Regions from separate parts of the Homo sapiens genome. Here regions 1 and 3 are each linked to region 2. A link is a loop called in an ENCODE intact Hi-C map of the cell type or tissue named here. Cell type or tissue: B cell. All regions are shown on one strand.

The links. Hi-C counts contacts between places; a loop is a spot of excess contacts. Peaks named below come from ENCODE experiments on the same cell type or tissue, not always from the same donor. Only the 100,000 strongest peaks of a DNase experiment are listed, where the experiment ranks them.
Region 1: a loop joins it to region 2, with 2.5 times the contacts of the local background. A loop is called at or near these places in 8 of 110 quality-filtered maps.
Region 3: a loop joins it to region 2, with 4 times the contacts of the local background. A loop is called at or near these places in 5 of 110 quality-filtered maps.

The regions. Positions count from the first base shown.
Region 1 is chr22:40,758,090-40,763,089 of GRCh38, reverse strand. No RefSeq gene overlaps it. Among named protein-coding and RNA genes, the nearest start is that of MIR4766, 53 kb to the left of the region's middle. In B cell, CTCF peaks have their summits at 2,432 and 2,640 (motif pointing right); a DNase peak (open chromatin) is centred at 2,649; H3K4me3 peaks cover 618 bases; H3K27ac peaks cover 378 bases.
Region 2 is chr22:40,522,994-40,527,993 of GRCh38, reverse strand. The region is part of intron 3 of MRTFA (myocardin related transcription factor A); the gene reads left to right. It overlaps MRTFA-AS1 (MRTFA antisense RNA 1), which reads right to left. Exons shown (of 4, transcript NR_109965.1): 2 at 4,554-4,628; 3 at 4,276-4,469; 4 at 1,287-1,775. Among named protein-coding and RNA genes, the nearest start is that of MRTFA-AS1, 3.7 kb to the right of the region's middle. In B cell, CTCF peaks have their summits at 2,308 and 2,508 (motif pointing left); DNase peaks (open chromatin) are centred at 2,533 and 3,311.
Region 3 is chr22:40,896,951-40,901,950 of GRCh38, reverse strand. All of the region lies in intron 4 of XPNPEP3 (X-prolyl aminopeptidase 3), which reads right to left. Among named protein-coding and RNA genes, the nearest start is that of DNAJB7, 37 kb to the right of the region's middle. In B cell, CTCF peaks have their summits at 2,510 and 2,711; a DNase peak (open chromatin) is centred at 2,700.

The DNA of each region.
Region 1 (5,000 bases), 240 kb before region 2:
CTAATTCCCCACTCCCCACCTTCCCCTGTCCTCTGGCAGCCACCATTCTCGTTTCTGTCTCTATGATTTTGACTACCGTAAGTACCTCATCTAAGTGGAATCACACAGTAATTGTCTAACTGTGACTGGCTTATTTCACTCAGCATAATGTTCTTGAGGTTCACCTATGTTGTAGCATAGGTCAGAATTTCCTTCCTTTTTGAGGTCGAATAATATTCCATTGTATGTATATATCACATTTTGCTTCTCTATCGACATTTGGGTTGCTTCCACATTTTAGCTATTGTGAATAATGCTGCTGTGCACATGGGTATACAAATATCTCTTTGAAACCTTGCTTTTAATTCTTTTGGATACATACCCAGAAGTAAATTTGCTGGATCATATGGTAATTCTATCTTTAATTTTTTTTTTTATCTGAGACAGAGTCTTGCTCTGTCACCCAGGCTGGAGTGCAATGGCGCGATCTCAGCTCACTGCAGCCTCCACCTCCCTTGTTCCAGCAATTCTCCTGCCTCAGCCTCCCAAGTAGCTGGGATTACAGGTGCCCGCCACCACACCTGGCTAATTTTTGTATTTTTAGTAGAGACAAGGTTTCACCATGTTGGCCAGGCTGGTCTCAAACTCCTGACCTCAGGTGATCCACCCACCTCAGCCTCCCAAAGTGCTGGGATTACAGGCATGAGCCACTGTGCCCAGCTCTATTTTTAATTTTTTGAGGAATCACCGTACTCTTCCATGGCAGCTGCACCATTTTACGCTCCCACCAACAGTGCACAAGGGTTCCAATTTCTCCACATCCTCATCAACGCTTATTATTTTCTGCTTTTTTGATAGTAGCCATCGTAACGGGGTGTGCGGTGGTATCTCATTGTCGTTTTGATTTGCATTTCCCTAATGATTAGTGATAATGAGTATCTCTTCATTTGCTTATTGGCCATTTGTATATCTTCTTTGGGGAAATGTCTATCCAAGTCACTTGCCTACTCCCTAGTGAGCCAACTCAGAATTTAAAAAAAAAAAGTTATTTGCCTGTTTTTGAATCAAGTGTTTTTTTGTTGTTGAGTTTTAGGAATTCTCTATATATTCTAGATATTAATCTCTTATCAGACGTATGATTTGCAAATATTTTCTCCCATTCTGTGGGTTGCCTTTTTACTCTGTTGATAGTGTCTTTTGATGTACGCATTTTTAAATTTTCATGAAGTCCAACCTGTCTGTTTTTTGTTGTTTTTGCCTGCTACTTGGAAAGCTGAGGTGGGAGAATACTGCTTGAACCCAAGAGGTGGAGGTTGCAGTGAGCCGAGATCACGCCATTGCACTCCAGCCTGGGTGACAGTGAGACTCTATCTCAAAAAAAAAAAAAAAAAGAAACTAGTTGAGTTTTTGAGTTCTTTATTTTGCATTTGTTAGTGTATTAAAAATTATAAAAGATTGGGTGCAGTAGCTCATGCCTATAGTCCCAGCACTTTGGGAGGCCAAGGCAGAAGGACCGCCTGAGCCCAGGAGTTTGACCAGCCTAGGCAACATAGCAAGACCTCATCTCTAGAAAAAATTATCTGGGCATGGCGGTGCACACCTGCAATTCCAGCTACTCGGAAGGCTGAGATGGAAGGATTGCTTGAGCCCAGGAGCCAGGAGGTGGAAGCTGCAGTGAGCCATGATCATGTCACCACCCTCCAGCCTGGGTGACAAAGCAAGATACTGCCTCAAAAAAAAAAAATATATATATATATATATATAATATATATATAATATGTATATATAAATTATATACACACATTTATATATAAATGTATTAAATACATATATAAGGATAATATATAAATTATCCTTCACCTTAAGTCTTCACTGTTTTTAGATATATATTTTATATATATTTAATATATGTTATACATGTTAAATATATTTACATATGTTATATATAGTAAATATATATAACATATTTATATTTTAATTTTTTTATTATTATTTTTTTGAGACGGAGTCTCGCTTTGTTGCCCAGGCTGGAGTGCAGTGGCGCTATCTCGGCTCACTGCAAGCTCCGCCTCCTGGGTTCACGCCATTATCCTGCCTCAGCCTCCCGAGTAGCTGGGACTACAGGCACCCGCCACCACGCCTGGCTAATTTTGTGTATTTTTAGTAGAGAGGGGATTTCACCGTGTTAGCCAGGATGGTCTCAATCTCCTGACTTCGTGATCCGCCCGCCTCGGCCTCCCAAAGTGCCGGGATTACAGGTGTAAGCCACCGCGACCGGCCAAATCTCTTTTTTTTTTTTGTTTTTAGGAGACTGCGTCTTGCTTTATTTCCCCGGGCTGAGTACAGTGGCATGGTCATAGCTCACTGCAGCTTCAAACTCCTGGGCTCAAGTGACCCTCCTGCCTCAGTCTCCTGAGAGGCTGGGATTACAGGCTAAATTATTTTATTAACCCCTTGAACCATGGAGTTATGTTAGGCAAAGTGCATCTGTAGAAATGCTTTATTATTATGATGATAGTCATGGAAATCAAAAGGAAATTTTATGGATTATCTTTGTTGATGTTTTCATTCATAAATAAACTCCCATTTGATAGAAAATGGCTGCATTTGTTTTTAACTTTGCAGTTATAGATATGAAGAAAGCTTTAAACCACCAGAGGGCATTGCAGTCAGCTTCTTATTATAAATCATTATAAATCACTGCTGTCAGAGATGCCTAGTGAAATTTGTTCCCAATTAAACCAGAAAAAGAAGCATTTTTAGGCCGGGTGCTGTGGCTCACACCTGTAATCCCAGCACTTTGGGAGGCCAAGGCGGGCGGATCACGAGGAGTTCGAGACCAGCCTGACCAACATGGTGAAACCCCATCTCTACTAAAAATACAAAAATCAGCCAGGCGTGGGGGTTTGTGTCTGTAATCCCAGCTACTCAGGAGGCTGAGACAGGAGAATCGCTTGAACCTGGGAGGCAGAGGTTGCAGTGAGCCAAGATCACACCACTGCACTCCAGCCTGGGCAACAGAACAAGACTCCGTCTCAAAAAAAAAAAAAAAAAAAAAAGGAAGCATTTTTAGATCTCATAAACAATCTGAATAGGAGCTGTGGCTTGAACTTAGTGGAACACTACCTTGAAGCACCTTTTTATATGTATTAAAGCAAAGAGTGGAGTTGGTAGTACTTTGCTGAAATTGTATTGTTTTACTTTTTTCTTTCCCCAAGCGTATGCCCAAACTTTTAATTTGTCATCTATCATTTATCATCTTTTTTGGCCAAAGAATGAAGCCAAGTACCTCTCCATATCAACAGGTATTGAAGTGCGAGACACAAAAGTTACAGTTTTTGGCCAGTAGTATCCACCTCTTTATGGCCTTTATTGGAGCTAACAGAAACCTGCAAAATTAGGCAGCCGGGCACGGTGGCTCACACCTGTGATCCCAGCAATTTGGGAGACCAAGGCAGAGAGATCACTTAAGCTCAGCAGTTCGAGACAAGTCTAGGCAACATGGCAAGACCCTGCCTCTACAAAAAATACAGGCATGGTGGTGTGTGCCTGTGGTCCCAGCTAATTGTGGGGCCGAGGCAGGAGGATTGCTCAAGCCTCAGAGGCCAAGGCTGCAGTGAGCTGAGATTGCACCACTGCACACTCCAGCCTGGGCAACAAAGTGAGACCCTGTCTAAAAAAAAAAAAGAAAAGAAAGAAAAGAAACATACAAAATAGAATGATCCACAGTTTGTTAAAACTCCCTCGTTCCTGTTCACCATTGGTGGAAGTGCCAACAGGCAGAAAAATGATTAAAAGTCAGAGCAGGAGGTAAAAAGCATTTTGACAACCCATGAATTTAAAAATCAAATCCTCACTAAACAAGTGTTGTTAATGTAAACAGGTAAAACGTCTTTCCACATCATCTGTATTTTTTTTTCTTTTGAGACAGTTTCGCTCTTGTTGCTCAGCCTGGAGTGCAATGGCACGGTCTCAGATTACTGCAACGTCTGCCTCCCAGGTTCAAGCAATTCTCCTGCCTCAGCCTCCCAAGTAGTTGGGATTACAGGCACGCGCCGCCACGCCCAGCTAATTTTGTATTTTTTTTTTTAGTAGAGACGGCGGGGTTTCACCAGGTTGGTCAGACTCGTCTCGAACATGTGACCTCAAGTGATCCACCCGCCTTGGCCTCCCAAAGTGCTGGGGTTACAGGCATGAGCCACCACAATTGGCCCATATCATCTGAAATAAATGTGGTAACTATTGAGGCTTCCTGGTTATAGCTGACTAGAGCTCTCATTGGTCTATATTCCAGGAGCATTTGAGATATTAATTTATTTTACGAACACTTACTGAGTACATTTGTGCCAGTGACTGGCTAAAGCTGTAGCATACAGATATAAACACTGATTATTAATCTTTGTATATTTCTTTGTAGTTCATAAAACAATCTGGCATCCACCCTCTTATTTGGTGCTGCAGACCTCTGAGATGCAGTGGGCAGGTGATATCTCCATTTTATAGGTGTGGAGACAGGTTCCAAATTGTTAAATGACTCATTCATAGTCAAACAGCCAGTAACTGACAGAGCAGGACCAAACAGGTCTTCTAATTTCAAATGCCATCCTTTTTTCCACAACAGCATGCTGTCTTCCTAGAAGAGGTAAGCCTATTACTCTCGATACATATTATATGCCAAAGGACCCCAGGTTAAAAATATAGCCACTCGATGGTTGTGATTGTTTAGCTTAACAAGCAACTTAGCAAATAAGTTCAGAAGTTTGCCAGCACTATTTCTCTTTTCTCCAAAGATCAAAGGTAGATTCAGCATACAGTCAATGAAAGAAAATAAATTGGATTCTTTTTTAGTATTTGGTTGACCTTTACTAAGAATCTCTTTCCGCCGAGTGCGGTGGCTCACGCCTGTAATCCCAGCACTGGAGGTCAGGAGTTTGAAAACAATCTGGCCAACACGGTAAAACTCCATCTCTATTAAAAATACAAAAATTGGCCGGGTGTGGTGGCAGGTGCCTGTAGTCCCA
Region 2 (5,000 bases):
AAGTCCCCTTAGAGTTAGGACGCGGATCAAAGAAATTTGAATTCATTTGTCAGTCTGCATCTTTTTTTTTCCTCCTTTTTGTTTCTTTTTGGATGAGGCAAGCTGTCAAGACCAAGAACTACAGTTTTAGCTTTATTAAAACAGTGCCAAATTAAATAAAGACGAGACTCATAAAGTCTTGTTTTTTTGGAACTTCACTTTTATGATTACCACATGCTTTTTTTTTTTTTTTTTTAAGATGGAGTCTTGCTCTGTCACCCAGGCTGGAGTGCAGTGATGCGATCTCGGCTCACTGCAAGCTCCACCTCCTGGGTTCACTCCATTCTCCTGCCTCAGCCTCCCAAGTAGCTGGGACTACAGGCGCCCACCACCATGCCCGGCTAATTTTTTTTGTATTTTTAGTAGAGACAGGGTTTCACTGTGTTAGCCAGGATAGTCTCGATCTCCTAACTTCGTGATCTGCCCACCTCAGCCTCCCAAAGTGCTGGGATTACAGACGTGAGCCACTGCGCCTGGCCCACATGCATTATTTTTTAAAAAGATTTTCTTTATAACGACAAGGAAAATAATGCTAAAAAACCACTCTGCCATCAATGACAAAAAAAAAAAACTCCACTTTCTTTGCCTTGCACTCGTCAAGCTAAAGGGCAGTATCAGGCTGAGCTCATGGTATCAGAGGTCTGGGGCATTAATCTCATGGCAAAGTCGCATAAATGGCTGATGGTGGCAGTATGGTGAGTATAGAGGGCCTAGAAAAGAGGACTATGTGACAACTACATAGTGCAAACAAACTCAGTAGTGAAATTTTTATAGTCTGTCATAATTTAAAAGTATTTGTGTGTGTGTGTGTGTGTGTGTGTGTATCTTTGAGGCGAGGTCTTGCTCTGTCATCTAGGCTAGAGTGCAGTAGTGTGATCATGGTTCACTGCAGACTCAACCTTCCTGGCTCAAGCAATCCTCCCATCTCAGCCTCCCGAGTAGCTGGACCACAGGCGTGTACCGCTGCACCCCAGTATTTTTTTTCTCCTCCCCTGCCCCAATAAGTTTTTTATTTTTTGTGGGAATGAGATCTTGGTGTGTTGCCCAAGCTGGTCTCAAACTCCTGAGCTCAAGCAGTCCTCCCACCTCTGCCTCCCAAGGTATTAGGATTACAGGTGTGAGCCACTGCTCATAATCCCCTTAGCCTTAGGTATATTGTTTGATTTTCACAACAACTTTTTGCAGTGTCTGTATCTTCACAATTTACAGAGGAAACTGAGGTTCAAAAGCTTAAGGACACACAGTAAGAGATGGAACAGGTGTTTAATTCAGCTTTTTGAGTTTAAACACGATTACATTATCCATTTAAAATTAATCAGGTCATATCCCTCCTTGCTCAGAACCTGCCAGTTATTCTCATTCACTGAAAAAGCCACAGTCCTTATACTCGTCTACAAAGTCCCACATGAACTGCTTTGTAACTCTTATTTTATCTGCTTCTCTTCTCTCCCTTGCTTGTTTTACCCCAACCATATTGGCTTTGTTTGTTGTCCCTGAGCACCTTAGCTCGCATATCAGGGCTTTTGTACTTGTTATTCCTTCTATTTAGAGCACGTTTCCCTGAGTAGCCTCATGGCTTGTTCCCGCATCACCTTGAGATTTTTGATCAGATGTTACTTTTGGGCCTGTTATGGTGGCTCACACCTATAATCCCAGCGCTTTGGGAGGCCGAATGGGGAGGATCACTTGAAGCCAGGAGTTCAAGGCTAGTCGGGCATCATGGTGAGATGCTGTCTCTGTGAAACAGCAACAACAACAACAACAACAACAAATTAGCCAGGCATGATGGCATGTGCTTGTAGTACCAGCTACACAGGAGGCTGAGTGGGGAGGATCAGTTGAGCCCAAGAATTTGAGGTGGCAGTGAGCTATGACTGTGCCACTGCACTCCAGCCTGGGTGACAGAGCAAGACCATGTCTCTTAAAAAAAAAAAAAAGTTACTTTTTTAGTTAGGCGCACTCCCTGACCATCCTATTTTGTAAAACCTTGCTTTTATTTTCCTTCATACCACTTATTTGCAGAATAGATAGTTCATTTGTTTATTGGTTGTGGCTGTCTCTTCGTAGAATGTAAGTGCCACAAGGAGGATTTTTTTTTTCCTCTTTGATTCTCTGCCTTGTGTATAAGAATACTTCGTGTATTGTAAGCACTTAATAATTGTTGAATGGGTGATTTAGCAAAATCATTAGGATATTTTTTAGGTTAAGTATGTTCCTGAGACCATGCCTTGTAAATATTTGTATAGCGTGCCCTAACTGAAGAGGCACTACAGTATAGAGCATTGTTTTCAAAGTGTGGTCTGAGGACCCCTAGGTGTCCTTGAAACATTTTCAGTGGGTATGAATCAAAATTTTATGTATTTATACTAAAATGTAATTTCCCTTTCTTACTGTTGTTCTTTCATAAGTGTACATTGTAGTTTTGGTTTTTTATATTTTTATAATTTTTTTGTGAGACAGGGTCTTGCTCTGTCGCCCCCTGCTGGAGTGCAGTGGTGGGATCTCGGCTCACTGTAACCTCTGTCTCCCGGGCTCAAGCAAACCTCCCCGACAGCTTCCTGTCTAACCCAGGAGTTCAAGACCAGCCTGGGCAACATAGCAAGATTCCATCTTTACAAAAAATTTTTTAAAATAATTTTTAAAATGTGGAATAATGTTTACCACTTATCTCTATAATTCTAGAAAAGTGGCTTTGAGGCTATACACCAGAATATGAATAACTTTCTCTGAGTAGTGAGATTTCATAGGGGACATTATATTTTTTCCATCTTTTGGGTTTTCCTGTATCTTTCTGATTTTCTATGATGAGCATACATTTCTTTTGTATTCCAATAAAGCTTATGTTGGCTGGGCACAGTGACTCACCCCTGTAATCCCAGCATTTTGGGAGGCTGGGGCGGGCGGATCACTTGAGGCCAGGAGTTTAAGACCAGCCTGGCCAGTATGGCGAAACCCCATCTCTACTAAAAATACAAAAAAATTAGCTGGGTGTGGTGGCCCATGCTTGTAATCCCAGCTACTTGGGAGGCCGAGGCAGGAGAATTGCTTGAACCTGGGAGGTGGAGGTTGCAGTGAGCCGAGATTGCGACATTGCACTCCAGCATGGGTGACAAGAGCAAAACTCTGTCTCAAAAACATACACACGCACACGCACAAAAATAAATAAAGCTTATGTTAAATTGTGTGTATGCACATACACAGGTAGGTACAGTTAAAAGAGGAAGAAGATGGATGGAAGCATAATGATTAGGAGATAGAGCTGTTAATTTGGAACCTCTGCAGTCAAAGTGCTCCCTCCACTGACCAAATACTGCATGATAAGGAGGCACTCCATCTCATTAAACTGTTCCCTCTGACCAGTTGAGTTTGTATAAATCTCTTTTACATTTTTGCCTTTGTTTCTATTTTGTAAGACTTATTGAAATTTATCTTTGCAGTGTTTGTGTTAGGCCATGTTCTTGGCAGAGCTGTGGCTCCTTCCTGTGTACACTCATTTACTCTCAATTTGCTGAACCTCTCAGAAGTTTTCTGTCAAAAAACAACACGTTAAATTTTTTGTTTGCTTTTGTTGGGTAAGAATAATCTGATTTGTTGTAGGCATAAAATGGTGGTGTTAGTATACAATGTTTTAATTATTTTTTTGTGTAGCTTTTATTTTTGAGCCAGGGTCTCACTCTGCTGCCCAGGGTGGAGTGCAGTGGCATAATCACAGCTCATTGCAGGCTGGACCTCCCCAGGCTCAGGTGGTCCTCCCACCACAGATTCCTGAGTAGCTGGGACTGCAAGTGCACATCACTAGGCCCAGCTAAAAAAATTTTTTTTAATGAGAGACAGGTTTTCACTATGTTGCCCAGCCTGTTTTAATTTTTTGAAAGTGCATTTCTGCAATATATTTTGCTCATTGACTATAGGGTGTGAAAATTGTCCTTAACAATTCATGATGCTGTATCTTTCTGATTTTCTGTTTTTCTGTTTTTCCTTGCAAATAGGATCTTGAGGAACTAAAATATTAATTAAACTTGATTTTTTGAACTGTTTTCTTAGTATATTCTCTTGGGAATCGATAAGATTATATTCCTCAAATCAGTGCCATAAGACTAATTTATTTGGTTATGTAAAGTACTGAAAACTTAGGTATCAACATTAATTAGGTTACTCAAACAGATACTATGTCCGTATTCTTCTAATACCTTGCTACTCAAAGTATGTTCCAAGGTCTGGCAGCCTTTGTATCACCTGGAAGCCTATTAGGAATGCAGAATCTCAGACGCCACCTCAGACCTGCGGAATCACAATCTGTTTTAAAAAGATTATTTGCCGGGTGCAGTGGCTCACAGCTGTAATCCCAACACTTTGGGAGGCCAGGGTGGGCAGATTGCTTGATGTCAGAAGTTTGAGACCAGCCTAGGCAACATGGTGAAACCTCATCTCTACAAAAAATGCAAAAATTAGGCAGGCATGGTGATACACACCTGTAGTCCCAGATACTTAGGGGGCTGAAGTGGGAGGCTCACTTGAATTTGGGAGGTCAAGGCTGCAGTGAACCGTGTTTGCACCACGGTATTCCAGCTGGGCCACAAAGTGAGACCCTATCTCAAAAAAAAGATTGTCACATGCATATTAAAGTTGAGAAGTTCAGTTCCAAAAGATATTTTATTTTTATTTCCCAAGATGCTATGAGATGTGTTGGATTTATATGTGGGATTTATATGATGTCTAATTAGTATGGAAGAATAGGGTAAAACAGGAAACAAAAAAGAAAACCTGCTCCTGGTATAGTTCTCTGTGTTAGATAAACGTTCACAATTTGACAACTTTTTTTTTTTTTTGCCATTTTTCTTCATTTTTCAAAGAAAGAACAAATAGGCTTATTTTTGGCATTCTAGAATGTTTAACTGGGAAGGATCTTAGACATGACCTGATAACAAACCTTGGTTTTACAGGTGAACAGACGGGGGGCT
Region 3 (5,000 bases), 370 kb before region 2:
ACAATGTTTTGCAACCACCACCTCTCTCTAGTTCCCAAACATTTTCATCACCAGAAAAGAAAATCCCTTACCCATTAAGCAGTTAATTCCCATTCTCCTCTCACCCTATTCCCTGATATCCTCTAATCTGCTTTTTGTCTCTACGGGTTTACCTATTCCGCATATTTCATATAAATGGAGTCATATAGCCGGGCGCAGTGGCTCACGCCTGTAGTCCCAGCACTTTGGTGGGTGGATTGCTTGAGTCCAGCAGTTCGAAACCAGCCTTGGCAACATGGTGAAACCCAGTCTTCACAAAAAATACAAAAATTAGCCAGGCGTGGTAGCGCAAGTAGCTCCGCCTCTCAAGTAGCTGGGCCTACAGGCATGAGCCACTGTCCCTGGCCTGTTGTTGAACTGTAAGAGTTCTTTAAATAGGCCCGGCGTGGTGGCTCACGCCTGTAATTCCAGCACTTTGGGAGGCTGAGGCGGGTGGATCACCTGAGTTCGGGAGTTAGAGACCAGCCTGACCAACATGGAGAAACCCCATCTCTACTAAATATACAAAAATTAGCCGGGCGTGGTGGTGCATGCCTGTATTCCCAGCTACTTGGGAGGCTGAGGCAAGAGAATTGCTTGAACCTGGGAGGTGGAGGTTGCGGTGAGCAGAGATTGGGCCATTGCACTCCAGCCTGGGTGAGAGAAGAGTGAAACTCCATCTCAAAAAAAAAAAAAGTTCTTTAAATATTCTAGATACTAGAACCTTATCAGATATATGATTTGCAAATATTTTCTCTCATTCCGTTTTTTCACTTTCTTGATAGTGTCCTTTTAAACAATTTTTTAAAGTTTTTTATTTTAAATTCTTTTTTTTTAATAAAAAGAGAGGAGGTCTCACTATGTTGCCCAGGCTGCTCTTGAACTCCTGAGTTCAACTGATCTTCCTTGCCTTGGCCTCCCAAAATGCAAGGATTACAGGTATGAGCCACCACACCCATTCCCTTTGTTTTTTATTATTTTTTAAGATCATTATTGTTTTGAGACAGGGTCTCACTCTGTTACCCAAGCTGAAGTGCAGTGCTGTGATCTTGGCTCACTGAAGCCTCTGCCACCCAGGCTCTGGTGATCCTCCCACCTCAGCCTCGTGAGTAGCTGAAATTACAGGAACATGCCACCACACCCAGCTAACTTATTTTTGTATTTTTCATAGAGATGGGGTTTTGCCATGTTGCCCAGGCTGGTCTCAAATTCCTGGGCTCAAAAGATCCATCCACCTTGGCCTCTCAAAGTGTTGGGATTACAGGCATGAGCCACTGCACTTAGCCTTTTAATTTATTCTTAAATTAAGTTTAATTATTTTTTTTTTGAGACAGAGTCTTGCTCTGTTGCCCAGGCTGGAATGCAGTGGTGCGATCTCGGTTCATGACAACCTCCACCTACCAGGTTCAAGCAATTCTCCTGCCTCAGCCTCCCCAGTAGCTGGGATTACAGGCACCCGCCACCATGCCTGGCTAATTTTTTGTATTTTTAATAGAGACGGGGTTTCACTATGTTGGCCAGGCTGGTCTTGAACTCCTGACTTCAGGTGATCCACCGGCCTCAGCCTCCCAAAGTACTGGGATTATAGGCGTGGGTCACCGTACCCGGCCTTTTTTTTTTTTTTTCCTAAGGCTGTTTCTCAGTGTGAGAAAAGTACCCTTTGATGTAGAGAAGTTTTAAACATTGATAAATTCTAATTTATCTACTTTTTCTTTTGTTGCCTGTGCTTTCGGTATCATCTTTAAGAATCCTTTGGCAAATCTAAGGTCATGAAGATTCACCCTTATGTTTTTTCCTAATAGTTTTATAATTTGAGCTCTTAAGTTTAGGTCACTGATCCATTTTATTTATGTATTTATTTAATTTGTGAGATAGAGTCTTGCTCTGTTGCCCAGGCTGGAATGCAGTGGTGTAATCTTGGCTCACTGCAATCTCCGCCTCCTAGGTTCAAGTGATTCTCCTATCACCACAGTGCAGCCTGGGAACAAAGGGAGACTGCCTCCCGAGTATTCGGGATTACAGGCATATGCCACCACACCTGGCTAATTAAGTTAATTTTTAGATAAGGTGTGAAGTAGGGGTACAACTTCATTCCTTTTTTTTTTTTTTTTTTTTGAGATAGAGTCTCGCTCTGTCACCAGGCTGGAGTGCAGTAGCGTGATCTCCGCTCACTGCAACCTCCACCTCCCAGGTTCAAGCAATTCTCCTGTCTCAGCCTCCCAAGTAGCTGGGATTACAGGCGCCCACCACCACATCCAGCTAATTTTTGTATTTTTAGTAGAGATGAGGTATCACCATGTTGGCCAGGATGGTCTTATCTCTTGACCTCGTGATCCACCTACCTTGGCCTCCCAAAATGCTGGGATTACAGGTGTGAGCCACTGTGCCCGGGCACAACTTCATTCTTTTGCATATGGATATCCATCTGTCCCAGCAGAACTGACTCATTTTTAAAAAAATTCATCCTTGGTTTGATATGGCACATGCTTTGAAATCATGGAATGTGGAAATGATAGACCCTGAACTTCACGAGCTAGCAAAATGGATTGGGAGGGAATTCTGAATCGCTGGTAGGTCTGCTAAATATTCAATAGTTTGGTTAGTGCCTTCAGTGCTGGCTGAAAGTAAGCTCAGAATCTCTTTTAGATGAGCTTCTTTTTGATCAACAGATGGAGCTCTAACCCAAAGAAACTGGGCTACTATCATTTTTTTGATGAGTCAGCTGAGACCAACCACAGCTAAAATAATTCGAGTGGCAAGTTGACAGCGATGGGTAAAAAACCATGGACATAAGGGGCTATTCAGTGAAGAAAATGAGCCATTTTCTAGACTATTACATGCAATACCCTGAGGAACTCTTTAAAAATGGTTCCTGAGAATTTTAGATCAAAGAACAGTATCTCTCATTTTGAATATTGCTGAGTGAGAAAGGTTTGCAGGGAAACCCCTAGTTTATTAAAATGGATGAAGGGAGGGGCCTATCATATGTATCTAGATATGGGCAACTGTCCTGCCCCTCCCTCATCACATAGTCAGTGCCTCCTGAAGCTACAGAAATGCTGTGGATGCAGACAGTACGGTTCTGGTTGTATGAGGACATAAATGAACTCCATTATGGGATACCCCTCACCCAGGTTATGAATGATACTGTGATAAAAGGCATCCACCAGCATGAACTTCATATGTGACTTTGCTGTTAGATCTCAGGAAGATGTAAAAAGGCAGTTTAAGATCTTTTATCCCAACTTCCTGGATAATAAAAAGATAGTAAGTTTAGGACTTTATAAAAGAAATAAAATCAAGAAAGAAATGGGGCATGAAAAAGAATAAGGTTAGACCCTTAGTTTATACCATATATAAATATTAACTCAAAATGGGTCGGCCGGGCGCGGTGGCTCACGCCTGTAATCCCAGCACTTTGGGAGGCCGAGGCGGGTGGATCATGAGGTCAGGAGATCAAGACCATCCTGGCTAACAAGGTGAAACCCCGTCTCTACTAAAAATACAAAAAATTAGCCGGGCGCGGTGGCGGGCGCCTGTAGTCCCAGCTACTCGGGAGGCTGAGGCAGGAGAATGGCGTGAACCCGGGAAGCGGAGCTTGCAGTGAGCCGAGATTGCGCCACTGCAGTCCGCAGTCCGACCTGGGCGACAGAGCGAGACTCCGTCTCAAAAAAAAAAAAAAAAAAAAAAAAAAAAAAAAAAAAAAATGGGTCAAAGACCTAAACATAAAACATAAAACTCTTAGAAGAAAACATAGGGGAATACCTTTATGACACTGGATTTGGTAATATTTTCTTGGATATGACACCAAAAGCACAGTTAACAACAACAAAAAAACTGGACTTTATAAAAATTAAAACATTTTGAGCATTAAAGGACGCTATGAATAGTAAAAAGCCAACCCTCATAATGGGAGAATATTTGCAAACCATATACCGGATTAAGAGTTAATATCAAAAACATATAAGGAATTCCCACAACTCAACAACAAAAAAATCCAGCCCAATTTAAAAAATGGGCAAAGGAACTGAACAGGTATTTCTCCAAATAAGATATACAAATAACCAATAAACACATGAAAATATGCTGAACATCACTAGCTGTTAATGAAATGCAAATAAAAACTATGAGATGTCATTTCACACTCATTAAGATGGCTAGTACTCAAAAGGCAGAAAATAACAAGTATCGATTGGCAAGAATGTAGAAAAACTGGAACCCTTGTGCATTGCTGGTAGAAATGTGAAATGGTCCATTTGCTGTGGAAAACTATATGGTGGTTTCTCAAAAAATTAAATGTATAATCAGGAGGCTGAGGTGGGAAGATCACATGAGCCCAGGAGTTCGAGGCTGCAGGGAGCTAAGATGGTGCTGCTGCACTCCAGCCTGGGAACAAATGGAGACTCTGTCTCAAAAAAAGAAAAAAAAAAACAACACAGACTCACCACAGATCTAACAATTCTACTTCTGGGTATATACCCCAAAGAACTGAAAGCAGGGACCTGAATAATTATTTGTAAACCCAGGTACATAGCAGCATTAGTCACCATAGCCCAAAAGATGGAAACAACCCAAGTGTCCAATGACAGATGAAAAGATGAAGGAGGCCGGGCACGGTGGATTACGCCTGTTATCCCAGCACTTTGGGAGGCCGAGGTGGGCAGATCACGAGGTCAGGAGATCGAGACCATCCTGGCTAACACAGTGAAACCCCATCTCTACTAAAAATACAAAAAAATTAGCCGGGCGTGATGGCGGGTGCCTGTAGTCCCAGCTACTCAGGAGGCTGAGGCAGGAGAATGGCGTGAACCCGGCGGAGCCTGCAGTGAGCCGAGATTGCGCCACTGCACTCCAGCCTGGGCAACAGCGAAACTCCGTCTCAAAAAAAAAAAAAAAAAAAAAAGATGAAGGAAACATTGTCTATACATACAATGGAATACCATTCAGCCATAGAGGAATGTCATTCTGAAAAATGCTACAAC